Regions from separate parts of the Mus musculus genome. Here region 2 is linked to region 1. Evidence: chromatin contacts called from ENCODE Hi-C or POLR2A ChIA-PET data. All regions are on one chromosome and are shown on one strand. The core of a region is the stretch at or near the end of the contact, and the rest is flanking DNA. Distances in the headings are between cores, read along the strand shown.

Region 1 (3,795 bases), core at 878-3,377:
CACCACCCATGGAAAAGGGCAGTCTGTATCTGTTTAAAAAAACCAAAAACCAAAACCATAAAATGACTTTCCCAGCCCTGTTAAGGGAATTAGGAGGAGATGAAAGAAATCCACAGTTATCAAGAGTTTGGGTGGCAACCTAGAGCGACACAAGATTTTAAAAATCAACACAAGCAAGTCTGGGAAAATGGCTCAGTCAGTAAAGTGTGTACAGAAGTCTGAGGAGTCACTTCCTTAGCCAGGCATAGTCATGTACCCACAAGCCCCAGGCTGAGGAGATGGAGACAGGAGGATACCTGGCATTCACTGGACAACCAGTTCAGCTGAATTAATCAGCTCCAGGTTCAGTTAGGGACTCTGTCTCAAAATAAATAAGATGTAGAACAATGGAGGAAGACGCCTGACCTCTGACCCCCACATCCGGGTGCAAAGCAATGTATACAGCTGCACAGGAAAACACGCAGGCACAAACACTAGGGCACAAAACAACACCAACAGCCCAACAGTTGCTAAGCAACAACGCTCTCTCCTCTGGACTGACTCTGAAGGAAGGACATTCTTCTGCTAAGCCAGAAACTGGCTGTACAGTGTGAGTAGGCGACTTCGTCTTTCAGTGCTGCAGCTTCCACTCCTGTAAAATGGATAGTAGCTGAACAGAGAGCTAAAAGTTTAACTAGTTTACGCTTTTAATGACTGGTGTAATCGTTAACTGGCTGAAAGTTAAATGAGTTTACACACTTAATGACTGGTGTAATTGTTAACTGGCTGAAAGTTAACTTAGTTTATACACTTAATGACTGGCATAACTGTTAACTGGCTGAACGTTAAATTAGTTCATACACTCAATGACTGGTATAATCAAGATCCTATCAGACGCGCCACCTGGCCATCCACTTCAGCATCTTTAATGTAGTTCCAGGAGACAAGCTCACATCACCCAGCACAGGGTATGGTGCTCCTGAGCCGCTTTCCTCAATTACCTCAGTGTTGGATTGCAGGCGGGTGCCACCACATTTTGAGTCATTTTTGTTTTTAATTATGCGTGTGTGTGTGTGTGTGTGTGTGTGTGTGTGTAAGTATATATACGTGCAGAGGTCAGAAGATCAGATTTTCCTGGAGATGGAATTAAGAGGCTGTAGAGCACGGGTTCTCAGCCTGTGTGGGTCTCCATCCCTTTCACATGGGTTGCCTGTTATGATTCATAACAGTAGCAAAATTACAGTTATGAAGTAGCAGCAAAATAATTCTATGGTTGAGCCTCACCGCAGCACGAGGGACTGTATTAAAGGGCTGCAGCATTAGGAAGGCTGGGAAACACTGCCCTAGAGTTAGCCACGACGCCAACAGCAGTCCTCTGAAAGAGCAGCAGCACCAGTGAGCCGTCTCTTTAGCTCCTGAAAATTAATTTCTCAATGTACACCCTGCTCAATTGTTAATTTTACATGAACATAGACATAAAACTCTTTTCACCCTGAGCTGAACATAAAACTTTCCAAGAACAAAGGTTCCAAAGCAACCCCCTGGGCTGTGTCACGCTGCTAGCATGAATTCCACCGTGTGCCATCTTCAGGGTGAGACCTGGGGCATCACTTACCTCCCTGAGAGGAGTCGGAACTTATCTCCAGGAGTTCTGGCTGGGATGCCGGGCTGTCTTTTTTGGTTTTATTGTTGTTGTTTGTTTGTTTGTTTTCATCACTATGAAGAGATCTCTCTTGTCTCTCACCCTTAGAGCAGTCGCCATTCTCCCGATGTAATTAGCCCAGTGGTTCCCTGGCTTATTTGTTATTGTTTTGTTAGCCTGCTCGACTGTTAGGAGTGATACTCTCATCTCACTCCTCCGTTAACCCGGGACAAACCGCACTAGGGCTGGAAAGCACATTTCTGCTGCTCTCTGGTCTCCCACCCACCAGCCATCCCAGGCTCGGGCCCGGGTCAGAATCCCAGGCTGGAGCAGAGCCATTGGGCGGGCGTCGGGGTGAGAGCGCTGGACTCAAGCTACCTGCGCCCAGCAATTACTCCCCGTTGCTCGGCCTTCGCTCACCTAAGGCTACGGGCAGAACCCGAGGTGCCTGGGCCAGCAGCACCAGAGACGCCGAGCCTACGACAGCCCTACCTCTTACGTCTTCTGTCACTTCAAGTGACGCGCCAAAAAAAATCCTTGGCCCATTGCAGCCCTCCTAGCAACACCCTCCAGCCCGGGCTCTGCCCTTCGGGAACACCCCATCTATTTGCTCCGCCCCCGTCCCGCCCTCCGCTCAGGCCCCACCCCTCGATGAAAGCTCCGCCCCCTCTGCAAAGGCCCTGTAGTATGCAGTCACTGTCCTCTTAATTTCCGTTTCCTGACAGGTCATGACCCTCCCCACTTCCGGAAGCCCACCGTTAATTGTTCCAACAGCAGAGGCGAACTCAGTTTGCTGCTAGAGCGCCTGCTCAGAGTTCCTGCACTGAGCGCTTTCGTTTCTTGGTTTTGTGTGTGTGTGTGAGCTATGGCTCGTTCCTCAAGGGCTCTCTTGGAACCTAGTGTGGGAACCCACGGGTGCCGGGCACCCTCGGTGGTATCAGAGAGGCAGGTAATTTCCAGTGTGCGGAGAGGTGACATCCTAGGGGCTGGGGTGGTCTGAGATTATGGTTCCCTGACACCTATTCGTAAAGAGTTCGAGCCTGCGTTTGAGAAGGTTATTTACTTACATACCTCAAGACTACGCTATGGAAATAAAATTTAAAGATGATGGATGAGGACATCGGCAGCTTCTGGACAAGCATGCATGGGATCCTGGGTTCAATACCCCGTGGCAGCAAAAATGAAATAATTGAATCGGGCATGGTAACACATGTTTGTAACCTCAGCAGGTAGTTAGCAGGGTGCCCCCATTATATTGGGAGTGGAGAGCCAGCCTGGGCTGCCAGAGAATCAATCTCTCTCTCTCCCTCTCTCTCTTCAGATCTTCTTAGGGTTATTATTGCAGCTATGACAACTGTTGTTAAAACAAGACAAAGAGGCTCAAACCCAAGCTCCTTGAATGACAAAAACGAAAGAATCAACCCCCACGACTGTTTGACTCATGAAATGAACAAGTCCTAAAGATCTGTGGATCCAACAGTTTTTGGTCGTGGCTACTAAGTCATTGGGAAGAACCTTACCAGTGACACATACTTAAGGTTGTTAAAGTTTCTATTTCCCACTGTCCAAGAGTTCTTGCAAACTCGTTGGAACAGTGTTTCTCAACTTTTGGCTGGAGATCCTTATTCAAAGGTTACCTAAGACCATCTGAAAAGAGGTATTTACATTACAATTTATAAGTGTAGCAAAATTGCAGTTATGGAGTAGCAATGAAAGTTTTATGGTTGGGGGGTCACCACAACATGAAGAGCTGTATTTAAGGGTCACAGCATCAGGAAGGTTGAGAACCTCTGAGTTAGAACAACTGATACAGGGATCTATAGCTAAACAATATGAAGAGAGTGAGACTTTAGAGCTTAAGGTCTTAAATGTGATGTCTCCACCAAATCCCTCCCCACCAAGGCACAAGAGTCTAGGCCAAAAAGGAGGCAGAAAGATACAAGCGTCAGAGGTGACAGAGGACTGAAGGAGGTAGTGTTTTCCAGATAGAGCAGGACTGATAGACAAGTGAACTCAGAGACTGTGGCAGCACACACAAGGCCTGCACACTGTCAGCCACAGGGTATCCTGACACCGAGAGCAGGATGTGGACAATAAATAAAGGAAAAAAAGAAGGGGTCCAGCTTCTTCTTCTTCCTCTTCTTCTTCTTCTTCTTCTTCTTCTTCTTCTTCTT
Region 2 (3,795 bases), core at 407-2,906, 180 kb before region 1:
CGCATCCAGCAGTTCCAAAGCCCCCTCCTATCATCCTCTCGAATATTTGATCTTGTATCTTACATCGAACTGAGATGTTTCAATTTACAACTGTGAAAAGAGTGCTAATCCGGTCTGAAGCACAGAGCAGTAACCGGGGCCCAAATCGTCTAATAAATAGACTGCGGTGGCCAAACGATCGCAAGCGTACAATAATAAAGAAGTTTTAAGGTTACCCAAGAAGCGGCCGTTAGAGACCCTTTCCGGCCATAGACACCGGCCGGCGAAATGCGCGGAGGCGGGGAGGGGGAGGGGAAAGGCGGCGGCGGAGGAGGAGCTGGGAAGGGAACTAGGCCCGTCCCTGGTGGACGCCGGGCCTCCGAGTAGCTGGAGGGTAGGGGGTGTCCAAACGAGGGAAAGGTGACCGTCTTAACTGGAAGAAAGAAACGGCGTGTGCGACACCGCGGAAGAGACGATCTTTCGCGAAAGGAACGAACGGGGAACTGGGGGGGTGGGGGGGGGGGCGGAAAATGGATCCCAGGCCCAGGCGGGGCCGTAGCGGGGCCTGAGCCGAGAAACGACGGCGTTCCGTGAAAGATGCCACGGGAGGCTAGATGAAGCCCTAACAGCCCGCGAGGAGCAGAAAAGTCTGGGAAGCGTTTACCTGGAAAGCTCCTGTTGTATTTCCCGGAATTTACTGACCACGAAAGACCTGAAAACCTGCTCGATGTCGGCCGCCATGGCGTCCGCTCCGTTCTCTCAACTACTCCTCGCTAGTCCTCCAGGCTCCCAGCATGCCTCGGGAGGAGGCGCAGCGGCCAATTCCTTTTATCCCTTTCCTGATTGGCTCGTGAGGGAGCGTCCGCACGGGCTCGCTCCACCCACGAGCCAATCAGCGAACACCGGCCCGCTCTCCTCCGCTGTTTCTGAGCCGCCGGGGTAGAGCTGCTGACGTTTGCGCCGCGCACGAACTCGGCCGCCATGTTAGTGGTTGACGCAGGCGCCATTACAGGAGAAGTCGCTCCCGAGGCGACCGCGACAGCTTCGGCTGTTGATCCCCTCAGCCTGCGGGGACTCCTAAGAGGCTTTCTATAGGGAGTAAATGCCTGAGATTAGAGGCCATGGAAAAAAAAAAAAGCTGGGGGACGAGAAAAGCCTCGGCTTGTCCGGCACGGAGCTCGAACGCGTTTGTTGCAAGCGCCAAGTTTACTTTGGTCAGGGAGACGTGCATGAGAAAGAAATCCCCGTCCCGCGTCCCCACTATGAGTTGGAAAGGAGCCATTCCCATTCTGCCTCGATGCTTGCTATAACCGGCCTCGCGTAGTTTTTAGCAAAGGCTGGAGCGTCTGAGCGACCTGCGTTCTAAACGCAGTGCGCTTGAGCTGCTCCGGAGTCCAGCCCTGGCCGCTCCGCCCTGGCGCTTGGTGAGCAGCCACAGTCAGGCAGCCTCGGCTCTGCCCCCAGTGTAGGAGGCTCTGGGGTAAACGCAGGGACCTTAAGTGACAGCCCCTGACGAGCATCATCAGCTCTAATCGTGGTGCCAGGGATTCTGAGCCCGGCTAGGCAGCGGGCTCCGACCGCACCCTAAGGCGGGAGGAACCCCCACGGGTCGCCTCGCGGGCGGGGACCTAGGCGGGCTGCGGCCAATGAGCAGCCGAGTCCATCGGAGGCGGGGCAGAGGCCGGGGCGCGCTGGATTCCCCGGGCCAACTTCCGGCGGGTGCGAGTGGCGGGTGCGAGCCGGAGCTGCGTGGCGGGGCTTGCAGGTGCGTGAATGCCTTAGTTCTTAAGATGATGCGTGGACTGCCTAAACGCTTTGACCCATGGGTTTAACCTCAGCGACCGGTGCTACTCTTGAAACGAAACTGGCGTGACTGGCGAAAAGCCCACGTGCTTTGCACGGCCTTGATGGAGGTCGGCCAGGTAGTTCTTTCCCAGCTTTCTAATTCTGAGGCCGGGTCCAGGTTTCTGTGCATCTCTGCCTTGTAAAGACAGACCCTGTACACCGATGGTTTTTTTATCCGCTCTAGTTTTATCACAGTAACTAACCATTTACCTGGACCACTTTCGTATTTGGTTTCTACTTTTTCAAAACAAATATTTGGAAGTGGTTTTAACCGATTCTTTTATTCTCTCCTTACCCTATTCTCTTGTTCTCGCTATAAATTGCCTGTTAGTTAACTGACACCCAAGAAGTTACAAAAGACTCTCCGAGTCTCCCGGCTAGTAAGGCCTTGACACCGGAGCCCAGGCACCCAGCCGCTGCTGGTGAAGAGACCAGTCCTGCTATTTCACAGATCCTGACTAGTAAAATGAAAATTGTCTTCTTGCACTGCTTTCTTATTCAAGTTAGATTTTTTAAAAAGTTTAATGGCTTCAGCTATTTCTCTAAGAAAATGACACAGAATTGAACTAAAGTCTATCTTATGTGTAGGAGCGTTGTCCCTTACATGTATGTTTGTGCCCACGTGCATACAATGAACGCCCCAAAGAAGCCGGAAGAAAGCATTCAGTCTCCAGACCCAGATTAGGATGTTTGTGAGCCACCTTGTGGGTGCTGGGAGACTAAACCCCAGCCCTCTGCAAGAGAACTAAGTGTTCTTAACCTTACCAGTCTGCTTGGGTTTTCCTTAAATATGTAATCCCAAAGTAAAGGATCAATTTAGAATTTACATATTTCAGTTTTCTTCTTTCCGTAACCATCTTCTACATAAGTAAATATCTTGATAATATCTTTGCTCCCCCCCCTCCTTTTATTGGTGCTAGAATTTGAACACAAGGCTTCTATTCTAAGCAATAGGTATCAATTAGGTATATGAAGTAACAACACATAGCAAATTAGTACTTCCTATTTCTGGGTACTTTGTAGTATACAATATTTTTTTTTAAAGAATTGTTTATTTTATGTATGTGAGTACACTGTAACTGTCTGAAGACACACCAGAAGAGGGCATTGGATCCCATTACACATGGTTGTGAGCCACCATGTGGTTGCTGGGGATTGAACTCAGGACCTCATCAGTGCTCTTAACCACTGAGCCATCTTTCCAGCCCCCCCCCCCCCACACACACACACCTTTTTTTCTTAAAGAATTGTTTCAGTTAATTCTTTTTTTTTTTTTTTTTTTTTTAAAGATTTATTTATTTATTATATGTAAGTACACTGTAGCTGTCTTCAGACGCACCAGAAGAGGGCATCAGATCTCATTACGGGTGGTTGTGAGCCACCATGTGGTTGCTGGGATTTGAACTCCTGACCTTTGGAAGAGCAGTCGGGTGCTCTTACCCACTGAGCCATCTCACCAGCCCCCAGTTAATTCTTAAGAACTAAACTTTTAACAAATGCTTGTATTCAAATGAGATGTTAGTATTTAATTGTGGTTTCTAATAGATTTCCAATCTAGAGACTCCCGTAAGATCTCAAATCATAAGCCTGCAAGCTGTAGACAATAGACAAATGATTCTGCCACTTGTTTTTGTGTGGATACCAAACAAAACTGGTGGGAGGAGCCAGATGTGGTGGCACATGCTTGTAATCTCAGCACTAGGGAAGCAGAGGCCAGAGGATCTCGCTGAAGCCCTGAGACCTGCTGTAGCAAGTTCTCAGTCAACCAGGGATACAGAGGGGAAAAAATATTGAAGGAAACTGGTTGAAGTTGCAGTGCCCAAAATATGCTTAGTTTGTTATGGCCCTCCTGTGCATAATGGCTTCCTGTTGCTTAGAGTGCTGACTAGGCAAGGACCTCTGCCCACTGTGGACATAAATCCTTCCTCTGGGTGATGTACACTCACTTATGTCCTGTCAACATCACAATAC

Evidence for each region. Hi-C counts contacts between places; a loop is a spot of excess contacts on that map. ChIA-PET counts read pairs that join two places held with the same protein, here RNA polymerase II (POLR2A).
Region 2: a loop to region 1 is called in a map of heart, with 8 times the contacts of the local background. The contact joins the promoter of Gart here to the promoter of A930006K02Rik in region 1. A Hi-C loop is called at or near these places in 1 of 37 maps with a recorded cell type or tissue (heart). POLR2A ChIA-PET finds 5 or more read pairs at or near these places in 2 of 5 experiments (Patski and embryonic stem cell).

Annotation. Positions count from the first base shown.
Region 1 is chr16:91,463,436-91,467,230 of GRCm38, reverse strand. It overlaps A930006K02Rik (RIKEN cDNA A930006K02 gene), which reads right to left and starts at 2,127. Exons shown (of 2, transcript NR_077219.1): 1 at 1,595-2,127.
Region 2 is chr16:91,644,833-91,648,627 of GRCm38, reverse strand. It overlaps Gart (phosphoribosylglycinamide formyltransferase), which reads left to right and starts at 1,656. Exons shown (of 22, transcript NM_010256.2): 1 at 1,656-1,744. Son (Son DNA binding protein) reads right to left here and starts at 804. Exons shown (of 12, transcript NM_178880.4): 1 at 644-804. The coding sequence starts at 720.